Linked DNA regions of Homo sapiens: region 1 is linked to region 2. A link is an interaction called in ENCODE POLR2A ChIA-PET data of the cell type or tissue named here. Cell type or tissue: A673. All regions are shown on one strand. Each heading gives the region's core, and the rest is flanking DNA. Links, peaks and the distances in the headings are about the cores only.

The links. ChIA-PET counts read pairs that join two places held together with the same protein. Peaks named below come from ENCODE experiments on the same cell type or tissue, not always from the same donor. Only the 100,000 strongest peaks of a DNase experiment are listed, where the experiment ranks them.
Region 1: POLR2A ChIA-PET joins it to region 2 with 8 read pairs; 5 of 35 experiments call an interaction of 5 or more read pairs at or near these places.

The regions. Positions count from the first base shown.
Region 1 is chr13:52,668,268-52,679,115 of GRCh38, forward strand. SUGT1 (SGT1 assembly cochaperone of MIS12 kinetochore complex) reads left to right here. Exons shown (of 13, transcript NM_006704.5): 11 at 7,963-8,053. Among named protein-coding and RNA genes, the nearest start is that of SUGT1, 21 kb to the left of the region's middle. In A673, for the core only: no CTCF peak of the experiment used is centred there; no DNase peak of the experiment used is centred there.
Region 2 is chr13:52,792,985-52,803,832 of GRCh38, forward strand. No RefSeq gene overlaps it. Among named protein-coding and RNA genes, the nearest start is that of MIR759, 12 kb to the right of the region's middle. In A673, for the core only: no CTCF peak of the experiment used is centred there; DNase peaks (open chromatin) are centred at 5,927 and 6,237; H3K27ac peaks cover 2,345 bases.

The DNA of each region.
Region 1 (10,848 bases), core at 2,599-7,598, 130 kb before region 2:
CTGCACCTGGCCTATTACTCCTTTTTTTATACATAGGTCCTGCAGCATACTGTGTTAGTATTTATTAGGTTGAAGCTCTAAGGACATGTGAAGTTTCCTGTTGTGGAACAGGATCGGGGTTGGCCTGTGTTGTGAAGAATGATAATTGGGCCTGCAGAAAGGACACAGCTGCAGAGGGTTGGAGAAGAAAGTGTAAAGTGAAGTAGTTTTTTGCATCCAGTTAAAAAGGATCTGCCTACTTATTTGAAGATTGTCAAGAACAAAGCTGGTTAATTATGAGGCAGATTTTTGAAATAGCTGCTTGGGACAATAGAAAGTGAGGAAAGGGATGAAATCTTACCAGGATTTTGGTCTCTCACTGGTCCTATCCACATAGTATAGAATTTGTTTAATAAAAGAATTTTTAGTAATCAAGCACAAAATAGGTAGATTTGAGAGGGATATAGTTCATAAAATAATGAATTTGACTTTTTTTGGTATATGTCTATCGAGATTGCTAATGCAAGTGAGCTGAGATCACTACGTTGCACTCCAGCCTGGGCAACAGAGTGAGACTCTGTCTCAAAAAAAAAAAAAAAAAGATTGTTAATGCATGTCCATTTGGAGTTATTTAAATTGAGTGTGAATTAATGATAAATGACTTAAGAACTTGTATTACTGAGCCACCTCCTATAGTGGAAGAATATCATGTGTGGTAAATACATAGATGTGTGGCTAGAGTTGAGGATGTAATTAAGCACTCTTATCTCAATTCTTTTTTCTCTTTTGAGTCTTGGATTTGTTAATTTTAACCATTCTTCAACCATACTACTATGTTCTCAGTTTGCCTTTTCTGCCCCTTCCTCTTTAAATGCTAAGTGACGACTTTTCTTCCTTATATAGTAGTTTATGTATACATTTCATGTCCCTCGTTTCTGTGTAAGTCTTTGAGGATAAGAAGCATGTTTTATTTGTATCTTTGTATGTGCCCCAGTTAGGGTCCCCAGATAAAGTTACAAGATGTTCATTTAAGTTTCTATTTAAGATAAACAATGAATAATTTTTATTATGTAAATATGTTTCATGCTATAATTTTATTTGCTAAACTTGGCAGCCCTCACCACATACATTGCACAGTGGGTGCTTAGTTCAGTGAATGAATTAAAATTGGATTTTGGTTTTAGTCCCATGACATTGGCAGAGAATGTTTATTCTTAGTTTTGCAGGTGGAAAAACAATCATGTTAATGGAGTTTAAATACTTTCCCCAAGTTTACCTAGTTAACTAAATTCTTCAGCCTGGCCTAGGAGACGTAGATACACTTCTGATTGCCAACCAAACTAGTGCATCTTTGCTTAGGTTTTTCTAAGTTTTGAATTGGAGAACTTAGATTCTAAGGATGTGTCCTAAAGAATTATTATTTTTCTTGTCCTGACCCTGGAATCTCTGTATTTTATATACCATATATATATATATGTGCACACACAAAATCTTGTTAGATTACTAACTCTTAAACTATTTGGGGGGAAGCAAATTGAAAGAAGTTTTCTTAATTATGTCTTAAGGGAAATAAATGATAAAATCTTTGAATTTCCTTTTTCATACAGTAGAGGGAGACAATATTAAAATACTGAAAATAAAATATCTGGGTTACTGAGGCTTACTTCGTGGACACTTAAGAGACAACAGTACTAAAATAATTTGCTTTTCATGTATTCAGATATCTTGATTGTTGAGATATCTTGGACCTTTGTGAATTGAGAAAGGACGCATTTTGCAGAGGAGAATCTGCTTAATAGTAGAGATTCTGTAAAATTTGCAGCTTAAAAGGGCGATTTCTTTGCTTTTGGGAATTCTCTTTTCTTTCCCACCTTCAAGATTGAATGAATGTTGCATATCCATGTATAGCCAGTGGTTAAATATTATTTATTTGAGTGATATGTAATTTGTGATGAAAGTAGTAAGAGGTAAAACCCTGAAATTAATGAAGTAGCATTTCTTAACTATTTTACAGTGTAGTATCCAATATGTTTTTCCAAGCCAGGATTCATATTTTTTCAGTATCTCTGATAGTTATTGCTACTTTTTACTGAATATCAGCTTTAATGTCAGCCTATTAATTTTTTAGAAATTAAGAAACTATATGTCTTTCATCTTGTTGATTTCATGACACTATTCTCTGGTCACAGTCTCAGAATTGTGACTTTAGTGGCACCCATATTGTGAAATACTCATTTTAAAAATTAATTTTCATTCCCTTTAAGATTTAGAATTCACAAGTCGGGCACGGTGGGTCATGCCTGTAATCCCAACACTTTGGTAGGCCAAGGCGGTCGGATCACTTGAGGTCAAGAGTTCGAGAACAGCCTGGTCAACTTGGTGAAAACCTGTCTCTACTAAAAATACAAAAAATGAACTGGACGTGGTGACGGGTGCCTGTAGTCCCAGCTACTCGGGAGACTGAGGCAGGAGAATCGCTTGAACCTGGGAGGCGGAGGTTGCAGTGAGCCGAGATCATGTCGCGCCACTGCACTCCCGCCTGGGTGACTGAGTGAGACTCCGTCTCCAAAAGAAAAAAAAGAATTAGAATTCTCAGTCTTTTGGGGTGAATTTGCCCTTGTGGAAATGTTCTTGTATTCTTAAGTCATAGTTAAGTCATAGTAATTTTGCTGATTATACAATATAAAATACGAAGGCCTGGAATTGTGAGAAATAAAAATGTCTGTCTTAGAAACAAAATAGCCTCCTTTTCTCTTCTCCCACTTTGAGAAGTTTTAGAGCGTATCCTATTGCTTAATGTTCATAGAAGAATATATGTATGTTAAATAAAAATCCTGGTGATAATATAATGGAATGGGGTATCTGGGCATGATGCTTCCTTCTGCTTGTCTGAATACATAGATATGAGAGTTTTTAAAATTATTGTTTTCTTTTGCTTTTTTAGTACAGTGGTGGTGATAATAGTGAGATTTCTTTTTTAACTGAATTAGTTTAAAAAAAGATCACAAATTGTAGATCTTGGAATGTATTCTTATCTTTTCATATATTTTGTAATGTATATTTATATATTTTTAAAAGAATTTTACATAATTTTTAAACAGCTACATTTTGTTGATATTTTTATCACATCCTTACATATTCAACAGCAAAGTATTTCGGCATATGCATGTACTGTAGCTTATTTAGCCAGTCCCATTTTGTTTGACCTGTGGAGAATAAGAATAGGTGTTTTGACTGTTTTATCACATTCCAGGCACTGTACTATGAATTATCTCATGTAATTCTCATAGTTACTGCATGGTGTAGGTATTTTTATCCCTAGTTTACAGGTAGAGAAACTTAACCCAGAGATGTTCAATAATTTGCCCAGGTTTTTTAGCTGAGGATATTGATAATAGCATTCTGTTGTTATTTGCCAGACGTGGTTCTTTATTCTTTTCATACATAGTGTCATTTAATCTTCTTGAGAACCCTAAATGAGTCAGGGCCTACTGTTCTCATTTTATAGGAGAAACTGAGGCTCGCTGAGATTGAGTTGCTTGCTTATGGTCATATATCTAACCAATGGCACCTATTTGTGACTCTTCTAACTATACAACTGATTGTTTTTGTGTTATTCTCAACCCCTGGTTATTTCTTAGGAAATAAGTTAAAATTCTAGCTGAAAAATGCGCTTACAGCAAATTATTTCATATCTTGGCTCCCACATCTCTAAAATATGGATAACAATCTTTTTTAATAGGGTGATTCCGTTAAGTAAGATGATATATGTGAAGCATGTAGCATGCAGGATATGTAATAAGAGCTCAATAAATGTTACAGTACCTTTCTTACTGTTTTATTTTAGTTATTTCGATTTTTATTCGGGCTGTAAACTCAGCAAATGCGTTATCATAGAAAATCTGGAAAAGATAAAGGAGTTTAGGAAGTAATCACTCAGACTCACCACTCAGATGACATTCTAGCATGTTTCCTTTCAGATAACCTGATATTTCCTGATACATAGGTCAGTCACTACACCTGACACATACTGGAATCTTTTTGTTTATGGGAATGTCTCTCCTGATTAATTACTTTAAGAAGAACAGAGGCTGTGTCCTTATGTACCAGCACTGTTTCTGGCACAGAGTAGGTACTCAGCAAATATTTGAAATGAGCTGTTAGAAGTTTGGAGAAGACCTTCAATCTTCTCCATTCATTGCCATTTTTTTGCATTTAAAAAATGATTATAGAAATATTTTAGTGTAAAATCAAGGTAGATGTATTAGTCTGGGCTCGAAGGCAGCTATTTTCAGACAAAGGAATTTGATGTAGCAATTAAATGTGAAAAGAGCTTAGTAAGAGTATGTTGGGAAGGCTGTATTCTGAAGATTAGGGGAACAATTATTTAATGAGTACAGTCTTGAAGTGTATGGTTCTTAAAAGTTTGCCAATAAATTGCCCCAGCTCTTTAGTCTCTGGGAAAGATCCCTTCATGTCAGTCTGTAATAGTAGGTGGGATCTTACTTACCACTTAAGATGGTGGTGTCTGGATATCATGATTGCTTAAGCGTAATGCCATCTCTTTAAATCTGAAATTTCTTTCATTGGAAAGAATTAAACTCTCTGCTATGCAGAGGAGACTTCAGAAGTGGATGGTAGTACCTATGCTGTTGAGAGCTAATGATCCAGCACATTAGGGATTCTTAGTGTAATCTGTGAATACTCTTTTGGGATATTAGCAACTTGAGAGCCTTCCCTGTACATATGAGAGCAACATTCAAGCAAACTACCAAAGTTTTAAGTTACTTTTAAAGTTTTTTTGACTTAAATGAAAATAGAATGGTATGTTAATGGTTGCAGTAAAAACCTCTGAAATTGGACTGGTGCTAATTCTAGAACTATCTGCCCGAATCATGAAGACTTAAAACTTCATTTTTAAAAGCATGTACAAACATTGAAAGTGAATTAAATGTAAAAAGGATTTCATAGGACATTAGTCCCTCCCTTCTTTTACTTTTTTTTTTTTTGTGTGGGGGTAGATAGGGTCTCACTCTGTTGCCCATGCTGGAGTGCAGTGGAGTGATCATGGCCCACTGTGGCCTCAACCTCTTGGGCTCATGTGATCCTCCCACTTCAGCCTCCCAGAGTGCCAGGATTACACGTGTGAGCCAACACACCTGGCCCCTTTTACCTTTTTAAAAAAGCTACTTTAAGTGGTTTATTACATGCAGCTATTTTAATGAATGGATTAAGTATAATTTCAAGTTGAGGTCAGCTTGTCTCAGCTGAAGCAGGTTGTTACTAAGAGCTTTGCCTTTTGCTTTATAAAGTCCTCTTTGTTCATACTGCACAGTTACTCAGGTTATAGTGGCTTTCAGTAGATGCGAATGCTACTCTGTGCTGCTCTTCAGGTGAAACAAGGAACTTTTTATAGACAGTATGTTCATAGTTACAGGAACATGAAGTGTGAATATAGGGTGGCCTGTGGCCAAGTTTAATGTGGTGATGTACACAGTACTTTCCAGGCCCTCATTTTTTAGATGAGTTGAAAATTAAAGAAGATGCAATTTTAATTTTTCAGATAATATTAACAGTTCTTTTCAGTAACTATTGCTGTGTCATTGCCATCTATTTGATTTATGTCCCTTTTGATAAATATCGTAGCAGTGACAACTTAAAGTAACCAGAATATAGAAGATATTGGTGGTATATTACTTTATAAAAAATTAATTGTAGTTAACTTTAGGGAATTCTAGAGATTCTTATGAAATATGTTTTTATATATGTAGAGTTTAAACATGTAAATTACACCAAAGATAGTATACTTTTTTTTTTTTTTTTTTTTTGACAGAGTCTCGCTCTGTTGCCCAGGCTGAAGTGCAGTGGCACGATCTTGGCTCACTGCAGCCTCCGCCTCCCAGATTCAAGCAATTCTGTCTCAGACTCCCGAGTAGCTGAGACTACAGTCACATGCCACTATGCCTGGCTATTTTTTGTATTTTTAGTAGAGACAGGGTTTTGCCATGTTGGCCGGGCTGGTCTTGAACTCCTGACCTCAGGTGATCTGCCTGCCTCGGCCTCCTAAGGTGCTGGGGTTACTACTCTTTGCCCTTATCCCAGTGACGTTTGCTTCATATTTTTCTCTTATTATGAAAACAGTCGTTTATTACATTTCTTTGCTCCAAAAGAAAATAAAAATAAACGCTTGAGACCAGATACCCCACATACATATACCATCATTTTATCTCTGATTAAAAATATTGGCAGTTTTTCCCTGTGTTAGCGCTTGTTAAGGTATTTTAAGGTGCAAATTTTGAAGGTCCTTTTGCTAAATGCATTTGGTATAAAGATGGCCTGGAATTGCTAGTTTAATGAGTCATCTGATAAAAGATAAAAGAACCAAAGGGTGAATAGACTTCTTTTTTTAAGTCTGCCTTTTGATTTTTTAATCCCATTTACAAAAGTAGTGATCCTTTTCATAGGAAAAAAACATGAGAATATAAAATTCTAATTCAATTGCTCATTTAAACTGTTTTATATAATGTTTATTATAGTGCTTACTTTAATATTTGCACTAAAAATGCTGATATTAGCCTGTTAAAATAGAGGTGAGAGCATTATTTGAATAAAGAAAACAAAAGGTAGATAAAATGCTATGTGATTGTGTGTGTTGGGGGCAAGGATAGACTCAGAGGCCTAGCCTTAATTAGATAGTAAAAGATGCTATTAGGATACTATTAACTTTTCATTTTAATAAGTGAACTTAGTCTTCTCGGTAAGTAAGTGAACTTAGTCTTCTCAGTACTCCCCGATGCAGTGTCCTTTCATACCCATGCTCCAGTTAGGCCATTCCCTATGCTCTGGAGACCTACCCCTTCACTCTTGCAAATGCTTCTACCCTTCAGAGCCCTTCAAGATGTATAAAGCGTTTCCCCTTCACAGTCAGGTGTGCTCTCTCCTGAGCTTTTAGAACATTTACTTATTTAGAACTTCAGTAACTTTCTTAAAGTATCTCACATACTTCCAAATGGTCGAGGATGTGTCTTTAATATTTTAAAAATCCACCTGGGCTTGGTGGCTCATGCCTGTAATCCTAGCACTTTGGGAGGCTGAGGTGGGAGAATGGCTTGAGGCCAGGAGTCTGAGACCAGCCTGGGCAACCTAGTGAGACTCTGTCTCTACGAAAAATTTTAAAAACATTAGCCAGGAGTGGTGGCACTTGTCTGTAGTCCCAGCTACTTGGGAAGCTGAGGCTGGAGGATCACTTGAGCCCAGGAGTTCAAGTCTAGAGTGAGCTATGATCCTTCTACTGCACTCCAGCCTGGGAGACAGAGCAAGACCCTGTCTCTAAAAATAAAACAAAAATCTCCCACAGCCTTGAAGACTGTACTGTCTCATAGTAGGTGCTTAGTAATTATTTGTTGAATGAAAGATTGCCTGAATGTTAACATGAGTTGTATTGTGTTTATACAGTGAAATAAGTTTCTCCACTGTAAAACAGGTTAATGCACATGTAAATGCAGTAATTCTTTTAGAATCAGATTTCTCTGTAATGGCATTATTGACATTTTGGGGAATTGCCCAGTACATTGTAGGATGTTTAGTAGCAACCGTGGTCTCTACTCAATAGATGTCATTATCACCTCTTCCCTCACTGCAGTATGACAACCCACAATGTCTCCAGACATGGCTAAATGTCCCCTGGGTGGCAGAATCATCCCTGGTTCAGAACATTGCTTTGGATGAAAAAAAGCATATGTATTTCAAGTCTCTTCTTGATTATAGCTTATATATAGTGTGTATGTTGTTTTTTTTCAAGGGTGAATTTTGAGTGTAGAAACAAAATTGTTTCATAGTTTTTCAAATTTAACCTTGTATAATTTAAGGAAACTGTCAAAGATACTATTCTTAACAAAACTTTGATGACTTAAGAAAACTGCATTTTTTACTGTTTTGTGTATTTTACGTCGAGTAATGGAGTTTATTTGGTGTTTCCTCCAGATTGAAATTAAACTGAAAAAGCCAGAGGCTGTGAGATGGGAAAAGCTAGAGGGGCAAGGAGATGTGCCTACGCCAAAACAATTCGTAGCAGGTTTGTTTTCTGGCCTTGATGAGCTTTATATTCATATTGTGTTGTGTAATTGAAATTAAATAGTAATGAACATTCTTTTTACTTTCATTATTTATGTTCTCAAGATAAGATACATTGAGTATAATAAGGTTGCTCCGTAATGAATATAAAGTAGCCTTTCTGTGAAAGTTCTGACTTCTCAAATTCTAAGAATACAAATGAATGGCAGCAAAATCCTAGAGGGAGTTGGGATTTATTGTTTACCATGTAAAGTTTATGACATCAGTTGGAGGGTGTTTAGTTTTGCGTGTTGGCCCTTCCTGTTGTTTCTTTTTGGGTTGTAAGTTGGTTTACTCGGCGGATATATTTCCCCTTCTTCCCTCTCCCTTTCTTAATTCCTTTCTGTTCCTTCTACTGATACTGTCATCTAATTGCCTGGAATTTGCAGGGCTTTACAGGGTAAGGTATCTACCCCATTTCTTATTGCTAATTTAGAGATGGACGCAAATAGGTGGTAAATGCCAAAGGAAAGTCTAGGAGAAGAGTAGAAAACCAGGCTTCATTGTATATATAACCCTGTAAGAAACAGAACTTTGTGTTGAGGTCAATTTTAAGTATGTGCAATAACTAGGTAAGAATTTTTCTAGTGGACAAATTCACAGCACACTCAGAACTACAACCTAAGATTATATTTTATAGCAATAGCTTCATTAATGAGTGGAGGGAAATTTCTTTTTATTGGAAGTAATGGTCTGATTTAATGACTGAAACAAGCTAACATGTGTCTCAGCTTTTTCTGATTTTGACTGCTTTCTTCTGTAACAGAAAACACATTTCCTTGTGGCACCTTTTAGAAAACACTGAGTTATTCAACAGATCATTTGTGTGTGTGTTTGTGTGTGTGTGTATAGTTATTTCTTAAGAAATAATTTTGGATGTTTAGAAATTTCAAAAATAAGAGATTCTCATATAGCTTTCACCCAGTTTCCCCCATTGATAGTGTCTTAACTAGTCCAATGATTACCTCTTAAGTAGTCTGTGGTATAATTTTCAAAATCAGGGTATTAACACCAACAGATACTTTTTAAGGACTGAAGTATATCTAGTTGGTATTTAAGGTATTTAAGCATCTGCTTCACACTTTATTTGAAAGATGTATGTGTTTCTTTTAGGACTGACTCCAATAGATTTTGAGGCTGAGGTTTATATGTAGCTGAAAGCTTTAAAAAATATATAATCACTTTAAATGTAGTATCTTACTTAATTCTAACAGCCCTGCATAACAGGCAGCCCCTTAGTATTCCTCCCATTTTGCAGGCTCAGAAAAGTTAAGCTCAAGATTATCCCTCAGTTCTCATTGTCTAGGACTAAAATCTAGGTCTTCTCAGTTGGGTCCAGTTATTCTGTTAACCCGTTGTCTACTTGTTGCATACTGCTTGTTGTTGCATTTTCTAACAATGGAAACAGTCTTTGCCGACATGAGTATCTAGTAGTTATTTGATATTATAGTGAATGAGCAGGGAGGTTAGATTACTCATCTCTCAGTAGTTCATCTGCCATCTCCAGGTGTTAAAAGTTTTTCTGAGATTAAAGATCAAGGCTTTTTAGTGTTACAGTTACCATGTTTTTTCTAAACTCAACACCTTAGATATTCAAGATGATACTCTTCCTGTCCTGTTTTTGTAAGAAATTAATATACTTGTCAGATTCCTGTGTATTGCAAGCTGGAGACTGTAGATAAGGGCAAGTCACTTAACCTATCTGACCCAGCTTGCTTATCTACAAAATAGAGATTAAAACCTCTGTTCTCATCCTTCCTGGGAGTCAGCATTAGGATTAATTAAATCCATATTTCCCAGGCTCTTAACTTACCATGGCACGCATTTTTTGTTTTACCTGGCTACTAGTGAAAATGTACAAAGATAGAAGGATATCTAGTAGAAGGAAGGTGGATAGGATTTTCAAAACAATATATTTGGCCCTGAAAAAAAACTATGTGTTGGTGTTGTGTGTGTTGTTTTGTTTTGAGGAGGAATGGGCAGGGAGAAAGTCGGTTTACAAGTGAAGAGAAAGCGTAGAAAAACAGTGGATGTTAGTTTCTCAGCTATTTTGACAAAAGGGATGTAGAGAGCAGTATTGGGAGGAACATTTAGATTAGTACTAATGTGTCCTAATACATACTGATGGGGAAATTTTGAATTGGGTTTTTTGAAAACTGTAGCTCTTTTGTCCAACACAGTAGCTGCTAGCCACATGTTACCTGTTGAGCACTTGAAATATGACTAGTCTGCATTGAGATGATGTGCTATGTGAAATATATGCTACAGTTTGAAGAGTTAGTATGAAAAAAAGAATATAAAATATCTTCATTTTTTTTGTTGGTTTTTTTTTTTTTTTAAGAGAGAGTCTTGCTGTGTCACCCAGGCTGGAATGCAGTGGCACTGTCATGGCTCAGTGTAGCCTCAACCTCCTGGACTCAAGCAGTCCTCTACCCCAACCTTCCGAGTAGCTGGTACTGCAGGCATGTGCCACCACGCCCAGCTAATTATTATTATTTTTTTTTCATAGAGATGGGCTCTCACTATGTTGCCCAGGCTGGTCTCACACTTCTGGCCTCAAGCAATCCTCCTACTTGGCCTCCCAAAGTGCTGGGATTATAGGTGTGAGCCCCCATGCCCGGCCTCTGTTGGTTTCAAGTCAATATGATACTATATTTGATATATCAGGTTAAATAAAATGTATTATTAAACTGCATTTCACCTGATTCTTTTTAGTAATGTAGTTACTAGGAAGTTTTAAATTATATATGTGACTCA
Region 2 (10,848 bases), core at 3,795-8,794:
CATCTCTACCAAAAATTTTAAAAATTAGCCAGGTGTGGTGGTGCATGCCTATAGTCCTAGCTATTTGAGAGACTGAGGTGGAGGGTGTTTCTTGATTGTGCCTGGGAAGTCGAGGCTGCAGTGAGCTATGACGGCGCCAATGCACCCCAGCCTGGTCGCCAGAGCAAGACTTCATCTCAAAAAAAAAGGAGGGGGGATGATTACATCAACCTCATGAAATAAAGATAACATGAGATAAAGCGTGCCAAGCTTCTAGTAGAGGCCAAAGAGAATGCTCTCAATAAAACATACCAGAACATACCAGGCCCAGAGGCACCATGTGCCATGACCTATTGACTGGAGAAGAATGCGGAGGAAATGAAAAGTACAACTTCATGGAGACACAAATGCTGGGGTTTGGAGCTAATGCTGAGAAGACGCCCCTCTGGACTGACAGACTCCAACTCTCTGAGCTCAAGACTGACTGTCTTTATTCTGAAATTTCTGAAGGGGTCATGGGGGATACCATAGGCCACATGCACACGAGGGTCTAGGCATCATGGTAGCTTGAGCAACCGAGTCCTCCCACTGTGGGGTTTTCATGTGTGTGAGATGTGAAACGTAGCATGCCCTGACATCATTTTAATAAGGCTCAGGCACTTTCAGGGGATGCTCCAGAGTCTTTCACTGAAACCATTGTGCTGTCAAAAGCTGACATTATAACGACATTGCAGAAGGGACTCCCTGAGAAATCACTGCTCATTCCCTTTCAGGCAGTTCGTTTACCTGCAGAAGCTGGACCCGCTGCTCTGCTCTGCAGCATCTGGCGATTGACATGATCCTGTAAGTCAATTTTGCAGCTGAGTGGACTGAGGTCCCAGAAAGCCAAAGGCCTGAAGTGGAAAATATAGAGCAGGTGACTCATTAAGCCTTGAGTCTAGGACTTGAGCCCCAAGGAACAGCCTACACACTGCTGATCTTATTGGATATTAGGAGGCCTGATTGGACTGTGGCCTCGTTTTAGGCCAGCATAGGAAGGAAGAGAGAGCTTGAGAATATTTTCCACTGCTGATTTTTCAGGGATTTTAATGCATTTATTCTCCTACCCAGCGCACTTTGATTCTTCATCCAATTCCCACTGTCTGCCTAAAACTTTCCCCTTTCCCCTTCCATTCTGTTCTATCCAAGGTGCTTGCAAATGTCCTCCCTTCTCTCCAGATGCTCCCTACCTCTGTCCCAACTAGGCGGATGGTCATGAGAAGACTGAGGCCCACTGGAATGATCTCTGGCCATCTCCCCTCCACTCCAATATATTTCTGGTTTGTCACCTCCCCTGCCCTCCACTTTCCAGTTTCAGAAGATTAGGTGGACATTTTCCTCAACAGAGCCAACCTTGGAGGCCATCATTTCTGTTGGGACCCTGTGTTCTCTCCTGTAGTCTGGATTGTTTCTCTTTTTCTCCACTGGCCCTTCTCCAGCTTTCAGACACTTGACCCGCTCCCCCAGTTCTACTTCTTTTCACTGGTGAGCTTCTTTACCAGTCATCCTCATCTGCCGCCAACATTATCTGGGGCATATCCCTGGGGCAGCTTACACCTCCTCAGTGGGGACCTTCCCTAGCTTCTTATTCAGATGACACCCCTGACATCAGGGGCATCTCTCCAATGGTCAAGCTGCGCAGTGCCCATCCCTTAATACTCTGTAATCTTGGGTGCTCTTAGCAACCCATCTTCCTTGAAGCTCTTTCCTCAGAGGGCCTCCGTGACATTCAATTCTCTGAGTTCTCATCATTCTTCTGAACTGTTTCTCTCTCATTCCCTTGGCATCTCTTCCTCTTTTCATACCAGATCTATGCAACTTTTGGCTCAATGCATTATTTCCGTATTTTCTTTTTTCTTTTCTTTTTTTTTTTTTTTTTGAGACAGAATCTCACTCTGTCACCAGGCTGTAGTGCAGTGGTGCAATCTCGGCTCACCACAACCTCCACCTACCGGATTCAAGCGATTGTTCTGCCTCAGCCTCCCGAATAGCTGGGACTACAGGCACAAGCCACCATGCTCAGCTAATTTTTGTATTTTTAGTAGAGATAGGGTTTCACCATGTTGGCCAGGATGGTTTCGATTTCTTGACCTCATGATCCACCTGCCTTGGCCTCCCAAAGTGCTGGGATTACAGGTGTGAGCCACTGTGGCCAGCCCATTCCCCTATTTTCTATTCTTTTTCTGAAAACGCACTCATTCTCATTTCTCTAAGTTCTTTGGGGGAGGAGATGACCCTCAAAGCTGGACTAAGACAAGGTGTGGGTTTAAGAAGAAAATGAGAAATAGTTGGTAAAGGAAACTGAGATATTGAGAATGTGGGAGGTGCTTGTTTATTTTTGGGTTTGTTGGCATTTTAAGGGATTGTTCCAGCATATCCCGTCATTGTTCATTCCCTGGCTTCCTAGTTCCTCCCTTGCATTATGCAAATATTAATTCAATATTCTATTTATGGATTCAGGAACCATAGTCTTAAGCTGTATTGTTTACTGGGTGACTTCAAGATGAATGACAGGTCTAAAACCCTTCCTGCCTGGTTTGTGAAAACCAATCTTCTGTGCCTCAGCCATTCTGACGAGATGTGATGTAGGACTGACCTTTGCATGGACTGATCGGGGGATACACAGATCCCCGGCTGGGCATGATCCATTGGTTTGATTGTGCAGAGCCGGCCTTATTCAGGATGGCTTGCATAGCTTTTATTTGTAGGAGTATTCCTGTTTCAGAAGCAGAGTGCTGCCCAGGATGAGGGAGTGCCAACTATTCCTTTTCTATTATCCTCTCATTTCTAGGGAACAACATTTGAACAGCATTCACACTAAGCATCCCTAAAACTTGCCCTCAAGGCCAAGAGGCTTCCTTTTCCAGTCTTTAAATCAGTCTCTGTGTCCGCATCTGGCTTTTAAGATTTTTGTGAACTCCATCAACATCACTGACAAACTGGGAGATGCCCAAATCTCAACAGAAATCAATCAAAGGTTACAATTTTAGGGAAAAAAAAGTTGCTTTGTTTTCTGACTTGTACCACAAACAGTGGCTCCAATCTGTCATTATGACTGAGAACATGTCACAACAATCTGTTTTGATTCTTTAGGAAAGAAAGGCATCTTGCTCTCCTCCAGCTACAGCTAATTTGGAAAATTTGCAAGCTGACATGCAACTTGATTAAAATGACCTGGAGCCACCAATTCTTTCAAAATGCAACTCAGTGCTTACAATCCCAGACCTCCTGTAATCCAGTTATCTCCTCTAAAGCTTTTTTGGGGAGGAAGGGAGGAGATGGGGAAGAGGAAGAGCTATATGTTATAACCCACATAGAGATTTTAAATTATTTATATTTTCCCCCTTCAACTCTACTGTCACTATAGATTTCCTTCACAGCCTAGAGAGGAAAAGTAAAGTCTGATATTTCTTCTTTTTTTTTTTTTTTTGAGACAGAGTCTCGCTGTGTCGCCCAGGCTGGAGTGCAGTGGCGCGATCTCAGCTCACTGCAAGCTCTGCCTCCCGGGTTCACGCCATTCTCCTGCCTCAGCCTCTGGAGTAGCTGGGACTACAGGCACCCGCCACCACGCCCGGCTAATTTTTTGTATTTGTAGTAGAGACGGGGTTTCACCGTGTTAGCCAGGATGGTCTCGATCTCCTGACCTCGTGATCTGCCCATCTCGGCCTCCCAAAGTGCTGGGATTACAGATGTGAGCCACCGCGCCCGGCCAAGTCTGACATTTCTAAGTGATTGGTGTGGGTTTCATAGTTCTGGGTACAGAGCAGGGACATCATCCAAGTGAAGCACCAGGGTTGAAGCTGGAGACTTTTGACATTGTGGTTTCACTCCTATTCCATAGTTTTAGAAAATATATAGGAATCTGTCCCAGTTTGAATGGGCTCACCCCACTTGGTCTTTGTCAAACCCTGGCTACATTGAGAGTATTGGTATTTCCTTCTTGGAAAACCAATGGGTAAAACAAAACAATCACAGTCTGGCCAATTCCAGCAGTGGGAACCATAAGGTCCTACATGATGGAAACTGAGGCAGTGTTCAGAAGTCAGAGTTTAGGTTTGGTCTATAAATATGTTTCTGTGAATATCTTGGCTTTCTTTATGGCTTCTACAAATGTGTATTATTGGCCCATCAGTGAAGGAGGATGTTAACGTAGGAGGTATTAATGTGAGCTGCTGTGGGTGCCCACAGCTGCATTGTTCACTAAGACAATGTATAATTACTAAGAGACAATATATAATTACATGTTGAATTGTGTGCTGCAAACTGTAAGTGTTGACGTTTTAGCTTGGAGATGGGAGTGCCAATACTGGTTGAGACCACATACACACAGACACTTATTTGTTGGGAACTGTACAGTAATGAGAATCATTCCTGAATCCTGTTGCCTTGGCAACCTTTCCTAAAATGATGTCGATAAAGAGCTAGCAACACTTATCAATGAAGCCAGCATGTCTTGGGAAGGAAAGCTGCTGAAAACAAGGCATCAAGCATCAGACCAAACTGGCATTTAGAGGGATGGCTCTGTCTAAAGTCTGGTAAAGATGAGAAATGTGGGATCAGATATTAAGGTCATGGTTATCAGCAATAGCCCCCATGACACCCTGGCCAAACGCATATCCACTGTCAAGGTGGTGGGACATTCACCAGCTCAGGCTCCAGCTCTTGCTCATGGCAGATCTTCTGTTTTTGTGTGGTTGGGCAATACCTGAGATGCCAGAAGGGACACCCTAGGGTGAGGCAGCAACCCTGTCTGGAAGACATACAACTCCAGGGTAGCAAGGATGTCTGGACATTTTCCCTCTTCCTGGTCACTCTTGGCTTAATGTAAATTTCTGGTCTGATTTGGTTTTTGTAACACTCTGAGGTGGTAAAGGAGGACTGATATAGTTAGTCCCTTTTTAAAGATAACAAAAATAAGGCCAGCAAAGATTAAGTAACTTGTTTATGCTGTCTTAGAGACAAGTCAGTGCTAAAACCAGGGATTTGATTTGTTCTTCCTGCCAGGTGGTATGGAATCCTTCAGGAATCCCACTGTCCACCTACCCCACCTCAGGACCTGCAACATTTCTAATTTCTTACTCAGCACAGCTGACAAGGGCTCACTCTGTGGGTCTGGGTTCAAGTCCTGCCTGTGCAGACTGAACTCTGACTCAGGCTCCTGAAGTCAGGTGAACAGGGCAGGGCAGCTGACTCCTGCATCACCCTGGGCTGAGGCAGGCAAAGCTCCTCTGGTGCCCGCACCAGATCAGGTGCCTCTTCTGGTTTTCAGTGAAGAAAGACTGATGAACCTCTCTGGGAATAATATTTTATCTTGACAATATCAATAAAAAGATTGTGAGACTGCATTTTAAAGTTTCTTTTTAGAGCATTAAATCTTGTCCAGATTTTTCTTTTCTTTTCTTTTCTTTTTTTTTTTTTGCTTTCTCGCCCAGGCTGGAGTGCAATGGTGCGATCTCAGCTCACTGCAACCTCCGCCTCCTGGGTTGAAGCAATTCTCCTGTCTCAGCACCCCAAGTAGCTGGGATTACAGGCACACGCCACCATGCCCGGCTAATTTTTTTAGTAGAGACAGGGTTTCACCATGTTAGCCAGGCTGGTCTCGAACTCCTGACCTCAGGTGATCTACCAGCTTCTGCCTTCCGAAGTACTGGGATTACAGGCGTGAGTCACTGTGCCCGGCTTGTCTGGATTTTTCTTACCCATTTTAATTGTGTTATTTTAAATTATATACCATCAAGTACAGCTTGACTGCGTTCAGACCAAAACATTTATCCAGGCATCTTCCAGACATGGGACTTCAATAATTGTTTACATTAGTGTCAATCCTGAGATTGAATGAACAAAAGGGTACAAATTTGCATGCTGTTAAAGGCCATCTACAAAAAACACTCAGAGAAAAAGATTAGAGCATAAATTGCCTATAGTGGCATCTATCTAACCCCTGGGCTCCTAAGAGGAGCAAAACTCTTATAAAAAGCCCCTTTGCCCTTGTTAATTACAGAATAACAGATTGAAAGGGGCAATATCCTCCTACTATATTCCTTCATATGCCACAGTTTGTTCCCTCCCTCCCTCCCCTTCCTTCCTTCCTTTCCTCCCTCCCTCCCTCCCTCCCTCCTTCCTTCCTTCCTTCCTTCCTTCCTTCCTTCCTTCCTTCCTTCCTTCCTACCTTCCTTCCTTCTTTCCTTCCCTCCCTCCCTTTCCACTCTATTTATTGTGCCCTGACTGTTTCATCAAGCACAGCTCTGGACTGGGGATATGAAGGTAACTGAGGTAGAGACCTTGCCCATATAGGGTTCTTCTTCTGGTTGGAAATAGACACAAGGTTTTGATGACCTCTCACCAAAGTCATGCGGGTACACAGAGAAGATCAACAAGGTCAAGGTGAGGAAAGGGCTCATGGAGCAGGTGACCTTTCTCTTGGGCTCCAGAGGAGGGTAAGAATTTGCCAGTTGGAGAAAGTATTTGTGGGAGGGGAAGGGACTATCTAGGCAAAAGGAATGGCATGATTAAAGGTGCGATGACAAAAAGCAGTGGCTTAGGGAATATATTCAGTTACTGGATGTGGCAGAAAAACCACAACAAAATTTGCATTCTCTAATACCATAGAATAGCTGCCCAGCCACAGACTACATTTCCCAAATGCATTTGTGCCCAGATGGGGACATGTAACTAGTATTCTTATCAATGGTTAAGGCGGTCAAGAAGTGAACCTACTTTTCCATTCTGTATTCCCTATCTGCTGACTAGGATGCTAAAGATTCTGAATGCCAGGCAATGGAAAAGTCACCAAATGGAAGAAACCTGGGCCTTGAATCACTATGGATGACCACCCACTGACAAGTGACTCCTGCATTTCACTAATAGTACCATGTCAGTAAGCAGTACATTTTTATTGTGGAAGGCACTGAAAAAAATTGGGATTTCTTTATTACTGGAGCTGGCATTACCCTAGGTGTGACCAGATGGCATCTTAATATGCGTTCAAAAAGAAAGGAAGAAAAGAAAGAAAGAAAGAGAGAGAGACAGAAAAGATTCCATAGTGAACTAAAGTTGAGAAACACTGAATTCAGCAGGCTTCATGATTGCAGGATGTTACAAGCTTTTAATATGTTAAGGTATATTATGAATCTCCAAGAGAGATCTAGTGTGCAGTGTTTTCTTAATGTCTTTGGCCATGCAATGATTTTGTTAATACTTGTGAACATACTGTGGTTCTTTAGAAGTCAGTTAGAGGAAAGCTAAAGTCAACACATGGCAATGTGTTGAGGTAGGAAAGGCAGGGCCCGTGGGATGCTCCCTTCCTTCCCCCTCCCTCCCCACTCCCTCAAGTTCTGGCTTCTAAGCTTTTCTCTCAGCCCTCAAATGAGGCATGCTTGGTATTGTGTTTCTGGTCTTTGCTCTGCCTGGATTTTTCTCCATTAATTTATTCAGCTTTTTTCCTCAAAGCCCAGCTTTCTTTGTGAACCGCATCTCCAAGTCAGAGAGAATTCTGTCCCTCTTGGCCTTCATAGCACATGGCTTCCATTTCTGCTTTTCACTCACTTCGTTCCACCTTACAACGTGAGGAATGGCTCATGTATCTGTCCCCCTCATTGGAAGTAATTCCTTGAGGCTGGGCGCAGTGGCTAATGCCTGTAATCCTGGCACTTTTGGAGGCCAGCAAGGGCAGATCACCCGACGTCAGGAGTTTGAGACCAGCCTGGCCAACATGGAGAAACCCTGTCTCTACTAAAAATACAAAAATTAGCCAGGCATGGTGGCATGTGCCTGCAGTTCCAGCTACTCGGGAGGCTGAGGCAGGGGAATTGCTTGAACCTGGGAGGCGGAGATTGCAGTGAGTCAAGACTGTACCATTGCACTCCAGCCTGGGTGGCAGAGCAGGACTCCGTCTCAGAAAAAAAAAAAAAGTAAATTCCAAGTATAATATAATGCTTACACAAAAAGTACACATAGTATGTATATCGACCTGGATGAATTTTCATGAACACTCCTATGCAATCAGCATTCCAATCAAGAAACAGCATTACCAGCACCCTAGAAACCCCTATGGTCGCTACCCTCACCAGGATAATAACCATCCTGACTTTTAGCACCATAGATTATTTCACCTGTTTCGTAATTTACTCAAATGAAGTCATACAGTATGTACTCTTTCCTCTCTGACTTTTGTAAGAGGCATTCGTATATTTGTGTGTAGATATAGGCCATTTAAAGAATTTCATTGCATGAATAAAGCATAATTTATTTGTTCTACTGTTGATGAGTATTTAGGTAGTTTCCAGCTTTATGCTTTACAAACAGTGTTGCTGTGAGCATTCAAGTTCACATCTGTAATGAGCATATAGATGCATTTCTGCTGGGTGTATACCTAGGAGTAGAATTGCTGGGTCATACGGTATGAGTATGTTCAGCTTCAGTGGATTCTGCCAAATGGTTTCCAAAGTAGTTGTACAACTACACTTCCACCAGCTGTGTTTGAGAGTTGCAGTTGTCCTGCTTCCTTGCCAACACAAATTTCCTCCGTTTTCCTCTTGGCATTCTGATGGGTGTACTGCATTGTAGTTTTGGTTAGCAATTCTCTTATGATTAATTAACCAATTTACTGTATTTATTGTCTGGAGATCATCTTTTGCGAAGGATCTAAGTCATTTGTCCATTTTTCTATTGGGTTTTCTGTATTTTTCTTATTGATTTCTAAGAGTTATTTACATATTCTGGTATGGACTCATTACAAAATTTCTCCAAGGCCTGAGCACTACTAGTTTCCACATTGAATAAAATTTTGCTGCATAAAATAGAACAAAAGAGCACCATCAGATCTTTAGCCATGGGGTGGCCTTCACCACTGTGCAGTGTTTCCCTTCTCACCACTACAGCCTCCTTAGCAGTTAAAGGGGGAATATCTGTATGGGGCAAGTTTGGATGAGGCTCAGAAAAGTCTTGGGGCCCACGTGGACCTCCTATTGCTGGAAAGTCCATAGGCAGCTGTTGATTGAAGACTCAGCCAACAGTGGCTGCTGGGCCATTCAGCCTGGACCACATAGACATTGCTCAGTGGGTGGGGATGGTTTCATTCATTCATTCATTCGATCAACATATTTTTTGTTTTGTTTTTTTTTTTTGAGACAGAATCCCACCCTGTCTCCCAGGCTGGAGTGCAGTGGCACGATCTCGGCTCACTGTAACCCCCTGCCTTCTGGGTTCGTGCGATTCTCCTGCCTCAGCCTCCCGAGTAGCTGGGATTACAGGCAGACACCACCACACCCGGCTAATCTTTGTATTTTTAGTGGAGACGGGGTTTCACCATGTTGGCCAGGCTGGTCTCAAACTCCTGACCTTGTGATCCACCCGCCTCAGCCTCCCAAAGTGCTGGGATTACAGGCGTGAGCCAACATGCCTGGCCTTCAACAAATATTTATTGACCACCTTCTGGGCACTCTTTTAGGTACTTGAGCTACATCAGTGAATAGAACAAAGATATCTGTCCTCATGGAGCTTATATTCCAGTAGGGGAGACAGACAAGGAGGGTTAAACATAATAAATTTTTTTTTTTTTTTGAGTTGGAGTCTCGCTCTCTCACCCAGGCTGGAGTGCAGTGGTGCGATCTCAGCTCACTGCAAGCTCCGCCTCCCCGGTTCACGCCATTCTCCTGCCTCAGCCTCCCGAGTAGCTGGGACTACAGGTGCCCACCACTGCGCCCAGCTAATTTTTTGTATTTTTAGTAGAGATGGGGTTTCACTGTGGTCTCGGTCTCCTGACCTCATGATCCGCCTGTCTCGGCCTCCCAAAGTGCTGGGATTACAGGCATGAGCCACCGCGCCTGGCCAATAAATTCTTACGTAATATCTTAGAAGGCAATTTGTGCAAGACCAGTCGGGGGTGTTTGTGAGGCAGCTGGCAGTAGGGTGAAAAGGCGAGCTTAAGCAGGGATTGGGGAGGAGAGGAAGGCAGCCATGAGGATGGCTGGAGCATCCATGGAGGAGAGGGCTCATGCAGAGGCCCTCGGTGGGAGAGTGTCAGGCATGTTCAAGGAGCAGTAAGGATGATGGGAGGTGACAGAGGTCACAGGAGCCCTATCCTGGTGGGATCTGGGAGGCTTTGCTTTGAGGATGCTTGAGATGGGGAGTTGTCAGATGATTGGAGCAGAGGAATCACAGGATCTGACTTACATGGCACACAGCTCCAACTGCGGTGCTGAGAAGAGATGAGGGTAGGACAGGCACATGGAGACCCACTGGGAGGTGTGTAATAAACCAGGTGAGAGGTGCTGGTGGCTGGCACCAGGGTGGTAGGAGCAGAAGTGGTAAGAAGTGATTAGATTCTGGATGCATTCTGTAGGCAGAAAAGGCTCTTCTGATGGAGTGTATGTGGGGTGTGAGTGAGAGGAGTCAAGGATGACTTGGTTATCTTGAGACTTCCAGTGGCTCACGCCTGTAATCCCGGCACTTCGAGAGGCTGAGGCGAGCAGATCGCTTGAGCTCAGGAATTCAAGACCAGCTTGGGCAACATAGTGAAACCTCGTCTCTACCAAAAATACAAAAATCAGCTGGGCATGGCGGCTCACGCCTGTAGTCCTAGCTACTTGGGAGGCTGAGGTGGGAAGATAGCTTGAGCCTGGGAGTTGGAGATTTCCATGAACTGAGATCGCGCCACTGCACTCCAGCCTGGGTGACAGAGCAAGACCCTGTCTCAAAAAAACAAACAAACAAAAAAGCCAAAAAAGGAATGACTTGGCTGTCATGAGACTTCAGGTTCTGGTCCCTGATCATAAGAACTCCTTCTTTCCCTGGGGTGTCCTCCCTGCTCACCAGGTCTGGTGTCCTCCT